Regions from separate parts of the Mus musculus genome. Here region 2 is linked to region 1. A link is a loop called in an ENCODE intact Hi-C map of the cell type or tissue named here. Cell type or tissue: left cerebral cortex. All regions are shown on one strand.

Region 1 (8,000 bases):
CCAGTGCCCCCCCCCCCCCCCCGCCCCACACTGCTCTTAATCTGTTAGGTAATAGCTCCTTGTAAGTTTGTTATGAGGGTCAGAGGGGCTCATAAATGGAAAGCCTCAGGAACGGCACGTGCTCTGCTGCAGGCGGTGGTAGAATGAGTTGTTGCTGAGGAGGAACCTGGGTAAGGGAAACGTTTATCCAGGAGGTTGCACTAATTTAGAGATGCTATTACTAAGGTTTGAATTTAACCACAGTGTGTGTGGGAACTAGGCTGAAAAAAAAAAAACTGGGAGTAAAGACTCACAGATGCCAAAAAACCAGAGTTCTGTGGGTGAGAGAGAGAGAGAGAGACAGTAATAGTTCTGAAAATAATGAAGATGAATTTTTTTTGAGTCTTAAATTTGACACAACCTACTTGCAGGGTTATAGATCAGTGGTAGAACATTTGCTTAGAAATCAGATCAATTGAGTTTGATTTCTCATGTTGTAAAAAACCAAACCAAATAAAAAACAAGGAACATACACCCCAATAATAAACACATACAAATTCAAATGATTGAAATTTATTATGGCTAATTTGGAGGTCGTTTGTGGGGAAAGTGCTAGGAAGTGAGTTAAAGAGTTTTAGAGAAAACAGGCAAATGACAACTCACCTTTCATCTGCCTATAAAATTAATGCACAGTTGTCAGCTGTGCATTTGAAAATTGGAGAACAGGGGAAAAAATTACCACCCTTAGTTCACTGCCTAGAGAAAACTGTTAGGTTTTGATTTATTTCCTTTAGTTCCCCCCACCCCCCAAGTCCTATATTTGTGAAATCTTAATGGTAGTTCCACTTTATATCCTCCCCTAAAATGCCACTGTATATTCTGTCATGACTATTTTCTTTTATTATATGCTCTATCAACTTGGTTTAAAATAGTTGCATCTTTTGCATGGAGTAGATGCAGCAATACTTAAGTTTTCCTATTATTTACATGTAGGGATTTTGTTACTGAATTGAGCTTTCAATTTAGTAGCAGTGTTGCCCTAAGCACATCATTTAACCCCCCTGAGCATACTTTTGTTATTTGTGTAAAGTAGATAATACTTATTTTCCTTTTGATAGTATAGTAATGAAGACTTTTTAAAAAAATACATTTATGTGTTTACCACATACAGATTTTCTTTGGGAGGAATACAGAATTTCTTTTCCTACTTATAAGTTATAATTAAGGAGTTAATGAATTCTGTAGGGAAATGAACTCAGTGGGATAAATGATGTGGCTATGAATTAATGTTAGTGGTGGATTTAGATGTTTATAATCTGACTTTGTTGATTAAGGTAAAAGTATTCATGCTTATTAGCATGGATGGAGTAAGTGGTGGCGACTCACCACAGCAGTGTTAGAGAGAGGGTTATGCAGTTGTTATAGAGTTAGAGAATTCCCTGTAGTCTTTGACTTGTGCCTACTGGGATGGAGAGGAACCAACTGAATTAGTGAGAAAGTCCTTGAATTGTGGCTTTTCAGGAAAGGGGCAGAGTCATGTAGTGGGTGGAGTTGACCTTCAGAGTCATCCAATTGACCTGGAATTGAGCTTTCAATTTAGTAGCAGTGTTACCCTAAGCACATCTTTTAACCCCCCTGAGCATACTTTTGTTATTTGTGTAAAGTAGATAATACTTATTTTCAGAATCCTTGTGAGAATGAAAGGAAGTTACTTACTGTGTATTTTACATACCACAGAGCTAACTCAAATGTTGACTATTAATATTGTGGCATCGGTTCCCCCACATCCCCCTTTTTCAAACAAGATCTCACTCTGTAGCCCAATCTGTACTAGATAGGACTCACTGTGTAGTCCATAGCATACTTGAATTTATGGTAATCCTCCTGCCTCAGTCTCCAAAAAGCTGGGATTACCGGCCGGTATGGATAGTACCATATCCATGATGCAGTTTCTTCTTAATTAGAATTTATGGGCAACATTAATAGTAATGATAATTATAATCAGTATTATATCCAGTTTTTATTAAATTGTTAGGATATGATAGGCAGTGTTCTAAGTAGTTTACATTATTATCATTGTGGTGGTGGAGTTGAGTAAATGTCTCATGAGCTGCTTTTTTTTTTTTTTAAAGAATTTATATGAGTACACTGTAGCTGTCTTCACGAACACCAGAAGAGGGCATTGAATCCCATTACAGATGGTTGTGAGCCACCATGTGGTTGCTGGGAATTGAACTCAGGACCCCTGGAAGAGCAGTTGGTGCTCTTAACCACTGAGCCATCTCTCCAGCCCCTCAAGCTGCTTTTTTGATGTCATAAATTTATATGTGTTTTTACATGTTACATGTATAAGACATACGAAAACCCAAGAGTTGGTTTGAAGGATCTGGTTACTAAGTAATTTAACTGGTTGTTTCCTTCCTTCTTCTTTTTAGGTGATTTCTTCTCAGTACTGTTATTCTGTAGACCACATACATACATAGGGTATGGAGTGTACATGTTCATAGGGTACGGAATGGTGAATGGAATGCGTATACTTTTTATAAACCTCCCATGCTTAGGTACCACCATTTTTTAGATGTATGTAGTGTTTTCTCCATAGTTTCTCTACCTGCTTGAAATTCTTAATGGAATAAATAACCTAGGAGGATAATCTAGCTGGGAGAGATGCTGAAGAGACTCCAGAAGTTAGGCTAGAGCAGTGGGTTAACCTGTGGATTAATTTTAACCTGTGGGTTGTGACCCCTGTGGGGTCGAGTGGCCCTTTCACAGGGGGTCGCCTAAGACCATCAGAAAACACAGATATTTACTTTATGGTTCATGACAGTAACATGAAGTAGCAATGACATAATTTAATGTTTTGGGGGTCACTACAATATGAGGAACTGTGTAAAAGTATCATAGCCTTAGGAAGGTCAAGAACCACTGGTTTAGACCACTGGTCTCCACTTTTCACAGTTACGGTAGAGAAAGAGTAAAGAATGCACTGCAAGTTAGCAGAAACAATCTTACCTAAACTGCATGTAGTTTTCTTCTTCTTCTTCTTCTTCTTCTTCTTCTTCTTCTTCTTCTTCTTTTTTTTTTTGTTTTGTTTTGTTTTTTGGTTTTTTTCAAGACAGGGTTTCTCTGTACAGCCCTGTCTGTCTGTCCTGGAACTCACTTTGTAGACCAGGCTGGCCTTGAACACAGAAATCCGCCTGCCTCTGCCTCCTGAGTGCTGGGATTAAAGGTGTGCGCCACCACGCCCTGCTGTAGTTTTCTTCTTAATGTCTAGCACAGACATGCTTCTTGTAAAACAAGTATGCTTTTATTTGTCTACGTAAAACTGAAGCTCTGAAGGTTACCATGTTTACTCAGCACACAGCACTGCTAGTCTCCCACTCTGCTCTGTGTCTGGAGATAGGGCCAGGGATGGTTGGCTCCTGGTCTGCTCCCAGTTAGGCCCAGTTCGAGAGTGCATTCTTCAGCGGTGCTTTTCTTGTTTTTGAGAATACTGTATTTTAAAGCAAGAATGGCTTTGTAAGTAGAACACTGTTAGTTCATAAACTAAAGCTTAGGTAGATATGTTGATAGTGTGACTGCTGTTTGAACCTGCTTTCTGTTTCCAGTCAAGTCATCCTATAACAACAATAAAGATTTATTCTTTTCATTTTATGTGTGTGGGCATGCCTGGTATTTTACTTCTTAATGCCTAGCACAAACATGCTTGTTATAAAACAAGTATGGCCCATGGAGGCCAGAAAAGGACATTGGATCCCTGGGAACTGAAGTTACAGATGGTTGTGAGTCACTGTGTGGGTGCTGGGAGTTCACCCTGAATCCTCTGCAAAATCAACCATTGCTTTTAACCACTGAGCCATCTCTCTCGTCCCTCATCCTATATTTTTTAAATATACATTTGAGATGGGAAAAATTATATTTTTATAAAAATACCTTAACTTTTGTTCTATGTTTAAAATGTGCTCTTTTATGTTACAGGTTAAAATTGTGGTCATAGAGTGACCATAATGAGTCACCCAAGCTCTTGAAATGTGCTTGGGGCCTTAGAGATCACACAGAAATGAAAACAGATTAAGATTTGGTTACTAGTTTTAATCTTGCTGATCATGAGTCAGTGATGAAATCTTCAAAGCAATATAATAATACAATTTGAGATAACTTACAACAGACTTTTTCTTTTTCTTAAAGCTTTGCTATCACATCTCAACATACTTTTTGTTTTTAGGACTTGGAGATAAATAGACATGGCAGTTTACACTGCTAATCACAGCATGTAGAAGGCTAAAGCTGGAGGATTGTGAATTTGAAGAGAGCCTGGGCCTTATAGTGAGATCCAGGTCAGCCTAGTCTAAAGAAAGCCAAACCGAAAGAATCAAAAATTAGAGTTTGTTCAAGATGAGATTTCATCCCCTACTTTGTGGTTAAGAGGATAGCTAGGTTGGGGTTGGGAGTCTCTCAGAATTGGGATAATCAGGTAGATGAAATGAAACAGTATTCTTGGAACCAGGTGGGAGTCCTGGTTCAGTGGTGTCCTTGTTTCTGGTGACCTAATGTGAGCAGGATCGCTTCACAGTTAGAGCCTGTACTACCTTTGCTTTGGTGGCTGACAGTGCAGGCTGCATATACAGTAACTGGCACAGTGCTGTGACTGTTTGTGGGACATGTAAGATTTGTGGTAAGAGCCAGCACACTTCAGTCCTGGAGGCATGTGTTGTTCTGAGGTTGTTGGAGATCGATGAGGTTTGCTTGTACTATTGGGGAGGAGAACGTGCTAGCATCACTTTGAAGTTAGAGTAGAAACATGGTGTGGCCATCCATAGGTTCAGAGTTGGCTGCTTGTGGAGCAGGATGGAAAAATCTGAGTTCTCCTGAGTTACAGGTTTCTCTGAGGCTTTGTTTGGAAGCTCTGTCAAGTGAAGCTGTATCTTCAGGTTTTTGTAAACTGTTTTTCAGTGTTAACTTCAGTTTAGAACAAAGTTAAAGAAACTATTTTTGTATTGAATCCCTTGGGGCTGACAAGATAGGTCAGTGGTAAAGGCGCTTACCACCGAGACTGATGACCTAAAGTTTGATCCCTGGGTCTGACTTGGTGAGCGGAAAGACCTGACTGTCAGCAGTTCCCTTCTGACGTCTGCATGTGCTCAGTGTCATATTTGCATATCTCCCCTCTAGCCCCCACCATCATAAACAGCACAAAAAAATCCAACTTTTTTTATTGGCTGTCTTGGTGTAAACACATGGACAGCTTGGCTGGATTAAAGCTTTCCAGTTAGGCAAGCATCTGAGGATTTCAGGACTCTCAGATGCCCTCAGTGTCTCCTACCTGAGTGTTAGTGGCTAGTATTATTCCAGGTTAAGTGTGTTTTGTTTACTGTAATCCCATTTCTGGGCCATAGATGCATAGTCTATGAGCTGTAATTTTTTTCAAAAACAATTTTTTATTAGATATTTTCTTCATTTACATTTCAAATGCTATCCCGAAAGTCCCCTATGCCCCCCCCCTTGCTCCCCAACCCACCCACTCCTGCTTCCTGGCCCTGGCATTCCCCTTTACTGGGGCATATAATCTTCACAAGACCAAGGGCCTCGAGCTGTAATCTTAAAACCAGAAAAGTCTAAACTTTTTAACTACAAATTTAGTAGATAAACTATTTTGCTGGCAATATATGGTTTAATATGCAAAAAGGCCATTAAAACCATCTGTGTCCCCAGTTTTTGTATGGTTATCAGTCAGGTGTTGGAACAATTTCTAACATAGTTTATACTATTTTTTTTTTCTAAAATCTGAAAACTTCCACCGAAACTTTTTTTTTTTTTTTTTAAACCTCACAAAAAGGATTTCTTTCTTTGTACTAAAAGTATAGACTGGGAACTTTAAATACAGAAAAAAATGGGGTAAATTAGTTCTGTAACACAGATTATTGAGCTAGAGGATTTTCAGTCTAAGTTTTGTCCTTTGAGTGTTTTTTGTAATAGGCTGATTTAGGGACTTAAGATTCTACTTTGAGGATAAAGTAGCTGTCTTGTCTTTGGGCCAAGGAATACTCATACTTCTCTGTTCAGCTAAAGCACACAGGAAAATGTTCAAGGTTCTCTCAGAGTGGAATACTTTCATTCTTTTTCTGTTTGTTATATAACCAGCATTAGATGATGCCCTTCAAAAGGAAGTTTCATTCTTTATCATAGCCTTTCTGGATTTTGTCAGTTTTCTGGTAGCAGATAGAGAAGAAAATCCTCCAAGGGTTAATCAGCTTCATGAAGAAAACGTGGAGCCACGATACAGGCAATAGACAAAGTCACTTTTTGATAAATTCTATTTGTTATTTTTGGAAAAGTTTTCAGATTAGTGGCTAATGTTTATTCCTATGATAATACTCATTGCAGTCTTTTTCATTAAAATAAATGATTTTAATGAGTGAGATTCTTACTGCCTAGTTGGTTCTGTCCCATGGCTGTTAACACAGCTATGGAAATAATGAAATGTATAGTGAACTGGGCTTTGTAGAATCTGCTCTGGCTTTTCCATTTACTTTGCAAACTTGTTTATTCTACTGTTCTAGTGTTAATTATGTAAATAACCATGGTGCGGTATTGGATAATTTAATTGGCTTAGCTGGTAACTAAATAGTAGGCACACAAAGCAGGCTGTATAGCCAGGGCCTCTCTTGCCTTCAGTTTTACTTATTTCTTCGTTTCTAGCCTAGAATGGTACTTCAGTGAGCAGATTCAACTGAAATCAAGATAGCTAGACTCTGGAGCCTAACTCAACAAGTTGTAATAGCAACTGGGCTTTGCCCAGTGATTGGTGAAAGGGGCAGAGTCTCAGTCATTATAAAAATACTTTATAAACATTTACTTCTGTACTGTTTACTTCACAGGTTTTGTGAGATGTTGGTAACTGTTCATTTCACAGAGGAAACAGAAATCAAGAGTGATGCATGTTTGGTGTGGTTTCTGACTGCCCCTCAAGCAGCGGTAGTCACACCTGCACTGATACCAATCTGCATAGCTTGTCTTAAGGAGAAACTTACTGTCTCTAGAAATCGTTAGAATTTGTTGTTATAACAAGGAGTCTAATGTAAGGGTTAAGTTGATATTTTCAAAAATAAAGTGCTTCAAGATTTGTTTTTATTAAAAAGAAAATAGTATAATTATAAGTTTACATCAACAGGTAAGCATTTTAAAAGTATTTCAAGATGTTAATTGCAAACAGTTACAGTCCGGACCATCTTTGGGAGAGAGGAACTTTGTGTCTCATTGTTTAGCTGTCTTTGTGTTTTTGGAAGAATAGGAAATTTTTTATAGTTGTTATGGATTGGAATATTTAAACTTATTTTCAATTGAAACTATTACATCTTCCACTGTAACACATCTCCAAGGTTGTAAATGGTACTAAGTACATGAAGTACAAAACTAGACTATGGGAATTTGCATTAGGGCTTCTGAACTCACCTTAGCATTCTTTAGAGTGCTGTCATCTGCCTTTATCTATTTATTGTTGTGATTGGTGGTTATTGTTATTTAGATTATAAACATTTTGAAAACAAAAGTGGTAGTTTGTACTTGTGATTCAGCAAAACACCACTTGTTAAGGTTCACAAATGTTTGAATTAGGTTTGACTATTTGTGGTAATTTGGAAAGACATTAAATACCCCTATTTTTCTTTTTCTTCCCTAGCATCATCTGCATGGCAAAGCTTAGAGGAAGCACTAAGATTTATGAGGATAAGCAGACTAGAGACTTGAAGTGTGTACCTTTTATTTAGAATGTTTTACCTGTCCTCTTATTTTCTTCTGCAAAGCTCTTAGCCCATTCAGGACTCCTCATTTAAGTATCAACGATGAGCAGGAAGTGGCCAAGTGGTAAAGCCATTGAGGTTTTAACAGGAGTACAGCTGGCTCTGCAGAACCACAGCCAGCTCTGGCTCTAAGCAATGAGAAGTGATACTTTGATAGTGGTGATGAGTGCATGCATGTGCATGTTCTGCCCCATCCTCCCTGCAGAATGTCTGGTACATTTG
Region 2 (8,000 bases), 80 kb after region 1:
ACATGGGGCAAATCTAGCACTTTTCACAACAAACATTTGTGGAATAGATTAGAATAAACATTTCATTTCAAGTTGAAGAATTTTACTGTCCTGGCAGTGAAGCATTTGAAAATGTGACTTCTAAATCTGGGAGGAATGTGTTTGAGAAGTGTTTTAGCAAGATTGTGTTGGCAGGACTTCCTAAGCAGGTGATGTATTATAAACTACTGCCTTAGGAAGAGTGAAAGACTCGGGAACCTGGGTCTAATAGACACATTATGAAAGCCTGGAAGAGAAGGTGACTAAGCAACCCTCACTGTGGAGGTAACAGAGAGTGAGTGGGAGAATCAAGGTAATGCCGGTTTCCAAGGCTCTCTAACCTGGACTGTTATACTTTAATCGTGGGGTCTCATCTAGTGAGTGGTTTAGGAGGAAGAGCTGAAAAGCATCAAGGGTTTGGCTGATATTCGATGGCTTTAGGGTGATGACAAGGTACTCAGAAACACGTTCAGTAGGAATGTGGAGATTGTGGTTCCAGAGTGCAGTACTGGGTTTAAGGTTGGGAGTGTGGGGCAGGCAAAATGGCTCCGTGGGAAAAAGAGCTGGCTGCTAATCCTAATGACCTAAATTACATTCCCACGACCCAAGTTGTGGAAGGAGAGAACCAGCTTCTGCGAGTTGTCCTCTGACCTCCACAAGTGTGCCATGACATGCACACAGATAATTAAGTAAATAAATTAAAAAATAAAAATACATATATAGAAATTGATCACTCATATGAGGACAAAAACTATAAAGCCAAATGAACAGTCTAGGGGTTGGAACATAGAATGGCAGGGTGGGATAAGGGCATGTACTTTGGGCACCTGCCCCAGCATGGTAACAAATGAAAACAAAAAATCCATAAGACTTGGGGGGAGGAGGAGAGGAGGAAGAGGAAGAGGAGGAGGCGGCGGAGGAGGCGGCGGCGGCACTGGCAGCAGTAGCAGCAGTGGCAGAAGAAACTGAGTGGGCAAAATACAGCCCATGGCTAATGGTTTTGCTTTTGTAAATTAATTTTATTTAAGCTTACTTATTTTCTTTGCTGTCATATTGCTTGGGCTGCTTTTGTGCTATGGCAGTAGATTGAGTGGTTGGTATAGAGAATAGTTAGTTGGTCTACAATCATCTAAAATATGTACTAGAAGGCTTTTATAGCAAAACTTTGTTGACATCTGTTACATAGATGCAAGAAATGAAGAAGAGGTTAGCTTCTCTTGGGTGCTGGCTTGGCATACCCTGTCTATCCCAGCCATTGGGAGCAGAGGCAGGTGTATCTCTGTGAGGTCCAGGACAGCCAGGGCTACACAGAAAAACCCTGTCTTTGAATAAACAACAACAAAAAGAAAACAAAAGTTAGAGGTTAGCTTGTATCATCGATGACTATGTAGAATTCAGTGGTTTTTGTGTGTTTGTCTATGAGCAAATATTTGTGGAGAGATTGTTCTGCATCTGGCCTTTGGTTTGTGCTGTCTAGGGGAGGGGCTAAATAGCTAGAGATTAATAGGTAAATGGATGACTATGAAAGTGATGAGTATCAAATTTTCTTTTGTGTGCATAGAGTGGAATGAGCGGGAGTTTGAGGGATAGAGGGAGAGAATTTTCAGTACAGAGAAAATATGGAAAAGATTTTATGGCACTATTCTAGAGAGGCAGTGTGATGCCATTACAGGAATTAATGGTCTAAGACTTGAATGCAGGGAGTGCATGGGCCTCATTACAGGAAACGAATAGAATTGTTTGCGGAATTGAGTTAAGAATAGTAATTGCTCACACAGCTGTTTTTAAATAGCAAATGTGTTAGGTAATCAGCAAAAATTCACGAAGATGTACTTGATAGTTATGTAGAAACCGCTGTGTTCCTACAGACTTATGATCCTGATGGGAGCCATAAAAACAGGCAAACTAGCTAAAAACCTGTGCATGCAGTTTTCACATTGGTGTAATATTGTATTTTTTGTTAAAATGTAAGTGTAGTTTTGTTGTCGTTATTTTCTAACCATTGAATCTAAATGTAATTATTTTGTTCAAGAAGAGTAGAGGTATGAATTTGATGGGTGCACAAAGCATTGAGGTGTGTACTTGCTGAAAGAAATGTCTGCCTTCTTCCTAGACAGAAGTGAAGTGTTGGATTGTGTTGATTTCTGCTTGCTTCATTTTAGTATTCAGCTTTATTTTATTAGCCCACACTGCCTCTGTTCATTTTCTCCTTTTGTACCTTCCCAAGGATGTAGAAATACACCATTAACTTCTCAAAGACAATTTAGTTAATCCACTACCACTCTAGGTAAATTGCAGCTGTCTTTCAACCTTGTAGGTCTGTTTACCTTGGGGGGGGGGTTATTTGCTGCTTTCTCTCGTGCTGAAGTTGCTCTGGTATTACTTCAGAACGCATCCATTGCAGTTCCCAGGAAGATGGTTACTATGTTTTAGATAGTTGCATGTTTTACAGACGCTAGAGAGAACCGTTTCTTATTGGTGTTCTCCCTTTACTTCTGCATCCAGGATGCCCTCTGATTACATTTTTTTTTTCATCTTAAAGATCTACTTTCAGTATATTTTTGAATCAGATGTTAGAAATGAATTCTTAATTTTCTTTCATGTGCAAATGTCATTATTATCTTTAGTCTTGAAGGATATTCGTCATATGTATAGTTCTGGATAATAGTGGGCACTTTAAAGATGTTTTTCCATGTCTGCCATTATCCAGTTTCTGAAGGCAAACATAGTGATTTGAACTTTTCCTTTCTAGGTAATAATTTCTTCCTGGCTATTTCTGAAATTTAAAATTTTTGTCTGTTAACTTGATTTTGTATAGGAATTTCTTGGCATTTTTACTGTTGGCATTCACCACAATCTTTATTTGGTAGATTTAACCCTTACACATCTGTGACTTCTCTTTTGGACATGGTTTCTTCAGATGCATTTTCCTGTCCTATTCTCTTTGTTCTCTCGTTATACCCAGGTTACACTTCTTTGTTTCTTCCATTAGGTTTCTGAGATCTTGTTAAGTTTCTATTAGTTTCTGATTTGAATGGTTTCTATTTATCTATTATAAACACCAATTACACTTTCCTGTCATCTCTATTCTGTCTTATGTTCTTCCAAGAAGTTTTATTCCACACATTCAATTCGGCCTCTTAGAAAATGTTTTCCTTCTTCTATCTAGTCCTCTGTCCATTGTATGATCTTTACTCATTGAGCACATTTACAGCATCTTCAGTCTGTGAGAATCCACATGTAGTGGTCCTCTTGGCTGAATAGTGGGTTGCATTTTTACTGTCTACGACTTGGTTTTATTATGAATGCTCTTTGTGGAAATCTTGGTTTCTTCATGTTCCTTCAATATTTTCTGTTTTAGTAAGCCAGTTTTTTTGGTTAAAATTAAAATTCTCTGTTTCCTTGGCTGACTGCCACTCATGTCTCATTTAATTCTTTAGCCTCTGCTGTCGACGAGTTTGGTCTTGCCTGTGGGTGTGTGCTCTAGCTTTTAAGATATAAAGTCAGACTTTGATTTAACAATCCTATACACAGAATCTTTTGTACTTAAAACAGAAAACCCAAAGCTCTATACCTGATAATCACTTTTCCTGTGAGACAACCTGTCTTACTTTCTCTTAAGTTCCCTTGTGCATTTGTCCATTTTTCTCCTTTAATTTCATTAATGTATAGCATAGTAATGAAAGGAATTATATTGTAATTGACCCTGTATCCCAATGAGTTCCTGAGTAAACGTATCAGTAGATTTATTTCATCTTTATGCAAAATCTTAAAAGTACTATGAAAAATTGTTGGTAGGTTTTCAGATGTCTGTTAGTTTAGAATTGATTGCAACCTTTAAGTTTATATAAAAAAGTATCATTTCTTCACAAATAAAAGTGAAGAAACTATTGAAGTAGACATTATAGTGTTAGTTATTTGACACAATTATCTCCAGTCAGATTTTTCTTACAAATCACTTATTCTATCTCCAGAAAGCAGATGGCAGTCCTATAAAGTATGTTTGTTATCTTTTGTTTCTATACAGTGGTACTGAGTTTGCCATTTGACTTACTATTAGAATAAAGAACTTCTTTCAGGGTTAGAATTGACTCTGTGTGCAGGAAGTGCGCAGTCTCCTGGCTTGTTCTAATCTGACAGGTGCTCGCTTGCTTGCTCTGGGCAAACGCTGACCATACATAAGCACATGTCCATGTTGAATTGCTGCTTTGACTGCCTTTGCTGTAGCTGTCTATTCTTTGTTTTTCCCTCTTCTTTTCCTTGTTTTTGACTTTTTGAGACTCTCCAAAACCTGAAACATATCCCAAGTTCTGTATTCACTTCTCCACTTACCTTAGTTTTAATTCATGATGTCAGTTTTTAGTAGTAGGTCTCCTAAGTGGCAGATAAAGAGAGAATGGTCTTCATTGCTAGTACCCTTGCACCATTCCATCCTTTTCATCTCAGATAGATCTTTCCTGAGCGTCAAACATTGAAACAGTGTTCATAATCCTTGTCTACAGCATCTTCTGGGGAAACCATGTTGTTTGGCTATAAAACAGTCTCTCCTTTGACATAGAACATGCTTTTGTTTTTTGTTGGTGGATAAAACTGTACAGAAACTTAGACATTCAAATGCTAACATATTAAAGGGGAAGGAATAGAATGGACACCATAGGGATAGTATTTTGGAGAATACTCTACGTATAACACTTACGGTGGAGGCAATGAGACAAGTGAACAAGAGTGTATTGAGTTCTTCATGGAAAAGATGCCTGCCACACATTGGACTTGGCCAAAAGTTTGCCTGGTCTTTTAAGAGTCTTATACGTTTGATTTTCAACAAGTTTGGTTTATTCCTTCTCCAAGCTCCCAACCTCGAAAGAATGTGGTTGTCTATTCAGTAATTTCAGATGTGTTTCTTGTGTCTTGTCTCTTTTTTTTTTTTTGGCTCACCTGGAACTCAATATATAGATCAAGCCAGCCACAATCTCAAAAACTGCTTCTGCCTCCCAAGTGCTGGGCTTAGGGGCATGCCTACCATACTTAGCTGTGATTGTTCTTATTAAATGTTTTTACAAGGACAAAAAGGCCAGCTGCTTTCATTAAATCCAAACTATTGTTTTTAGAAACAAGGTCTTAAGTTGGTTTGATCGTAACTGTGGAGTATGAGATGCACCCCTAGTCTCAGTCATTTGAACACTTACTTGGTTCTTAGCAGTGCTGCAGTTTGTTGGAGGATTTATGTCACCACAGGGTGGCTTTGAGAGTGTAAAGATTTCCATTTGCTCTGTCAGCTTCCTGCTTAGTGTTCAAGATGTGAGCTCAGATTGAAATTCCAGCCTGCTTACCTACTGCACCACCATATTGGACTCTGGTCCCTCTGGAACCCTAAGCTCAAACAAACCTTCCTATAAGTTTCATTTTTTTCATAGTGTTTTGTCACAGCAACAGAAAAGTAACAATACACTTACCAGATAATTAATTAATAAAAAATAGCATGCTAGGCATGATGGCACATGCCTGGAATTCCAGTATTTGGGAAGCTGAGCTACAAATTTGTGAGCCTGAGCTACACAGCAAACACACACACACCCTCCAGAAATCCAAATAATATGCTTTTAAGAATGGGGCACATGCACAAAAGAAGTCATTAGATATGCACTCACTGATAAGTGGATATTAGCCCAGAAACATAGAACACCCAAGATACAATTTACAAAACAGAAGAAAATCATGAAGAGGGAAGGAAGACCAATGGGTGGATACTTCATTCCTCTTTAGAATAGGGAACAAAATACCCATGAAAGGAGTTACAGAGACAAAGTTTGGAGCTAAGATGAAAGGATGGACTATCCAGAGAATACTCCACCCAGGGATCCATCCCATAATCAGCCACCAAACCCACACAATATTGCATATGCCAGAAAGATTTTGCAGAAGGGACCCTGTTACAGCTGTCTCGTATGAGACTATGCCAGTGCCTGGCAAATACAGAAGTGGATGCTTACAGTCTTCTATAAAATGGAACTTCAATGGAGAAGCTAGAGAAAGCACCCAAGGAGCTGAAGGGGTCTGCAACCCTATAGGTGGACCAACAATATGAACTAACCAGTACCCCCAGAGCTCATGTCTCTAGCTGCATATGTAGCAGAAGATGGCCTATTGGCCATCATTGGGAAGAGAGGCCCCTTGGTATTGCAAACTTTATATGCCCCAGTACAGGGGAATGCCAGGACCAAGAAGCAGGAGTGGGTAGGTAGGGGAGCAGGGTGGAGGGAGGGTATAGGGAACTTTCAGGATAGCATTTGAAATGTATATAAAGAAAATATCTAATAAAAAAAGAATGGGGCACATGAAATAAACAGTTATAATGTATTTTATGTAATTGATTCCATTCAGAAAAGCAGGCTCTATGATAAACTGGGTATGCATATGCATGCATACACACACACACACACACACACACACACACACACACACACACACAGAGTTTAAAAAAAAGAAAACAGTGCTTCAGTGTTGATGAGTTTACTAATTCTTATACATTTTAATTCTGAAAAGAAACATAATTATGTTTTTAAAAATTAAATAGTCAAAGTACTTCAAGTTTTTTGTTATTTCTTTTTTAAGATTTTATTTATATGTAAGTACACTGTAGCAGTCTTCAGACACACCAGAGGCAGGCGTCAGATCTCATTACAGATGATTGTGAGCCACCATATGGTTGCTGGGATTTGAACTCAGGACCCTCAGAAGAGCAGTCAGTGTTCTTAACCGCTGTTCCATTTCTCCAGCCCTCAAATTTTTAATAATTGTTTACTGTTCTCATAACTGTTATTTAAATCTATGGATCAATGAATTACTCTAAAGTTGTTGATTTGCTATATAAGTACTAAAAATGGAAAGGAAAGAAAATAAATGGGAATTTTTTTCTCCAGGTATTTCAAAACAATTGCAATTCCCCATTCTATTGTGATGCTTTTGCATTTCTCTTTAGATTTTCTTGGTTTCTACATTTTATCAGTTTGTATAACATCCTTATAAAGTTTATCTTCAGGTGTTGTCTTGTTTTTGTTGTGGATGAAGCTTTAGAAGTTCCTTTATTGCTGTCATGTTTTTGTATTTGTACAGCTATTGTCTTGGGCAGAAAGGGGTCATTGATACAAAGTGATTTCTTTTGTCAGTGCCAGCCACGACATTCAGTCAGTCTGGCTGTGTTGACAATAAATCACAGAGCTGTGAGGTGAAAACCTAGCCAGATCCGCGTTACTCTGTAATAGCCCTTGAGCCTGTCCTTGTCCACTATTAGTATTTAACTACATAATACATTAGCATTTTGTTTAATTAATCTTTGCCTTTTCTTCATCTTGTAAAAGGTGTTACAAGTCTTTTGATTAAAAATTGACTGTGTGGTTTCCACTGTCTGAGATGGTTTCTATAGCTTGCTCCTGTCTTTTTTTTTAAACAAATATATTTAAAACACTATTTATTAATGGTTTGCTATAAAAACATTAAGATAAATTTTTGTCTTATGTCCATTAGGGTAGAATTCATCATAAGTTTCCAATATATAATTGTTTGACAATACTTTACACAACTTAAACAATTATTTGGAGTTTTATGTCATGTTACTATATTCTGTGGGTTAATAATAGTTTTTATCTTTAGTTGAGTCTCTTGGAAAGCCTGTATTCTGTTTATAATGCTCATCACAAAGAAAATGCTTAGAAAGTACCTCTTGGGTAGCTTGTGGTCCTGGAGAGATATAAACTGTGTGCCTTTCTATGACACATTGTATATGTAGAGTCTTTACTAAATTGTGAATTTTAATAAGATTTTTCTAAGAACAAATAAAGTACTTAATGTGTTTTGAACATTGTTTCACTTTAAATTGTGCCTGGAATATTATCTGTACAGTATTTCCTCTTTACCTGTGGGGGCATATTCCTAACTACCTGCAGATACTTAAAACTGAAAATCGTACTAACTCCTCCCTCATA

Evidence for each region. A loop is a pair of places that touch in the nucleus more often than their neighbours do. Peaks named below come from ENCODE experiments on the same cell type or tissue, not always from the same donor. Only the 100,000 strongest peaks of a DNase experiment are listed, where the experiment ranks them.
Region 2: a loop joins it to region 1, with 3 times the contacts of the local background. A loop is called at or near these places in 2 of 42 quality-filtered maps.

What each region holds. Positions count from the first base shown.
Region 1 is chr9:72,097,180-72,105,179 of GRCm38, reverse strand. All of the region lies in intron 3 of Tcf12 (transcription factor 12), which reads left to right. Among named protein-coding and RNA genes, the nearest start is that of Tcf12, 11 kb to the left of the region's middle. In left cerebral cortex, no CTCF peak of the experiment used is centred here; DNase peaks (open chromatin) are centred at 234 and 3,728.
Region 2 is chr9:72,017,154-72,025,153 of GRCm38, reverse strand. All of the region lies in intron 3 of Tcf12 (transcription factor 12), which reads left to right. Among named protein-coding and RNA genes, the nearest start is that of Tcf12, 91 kb to the left of the region's middle. In left cerebral cortex, no CTCF peak of the experiment used is centred here; DNase peaks (open chromatin) are centred at 210 and 3,426.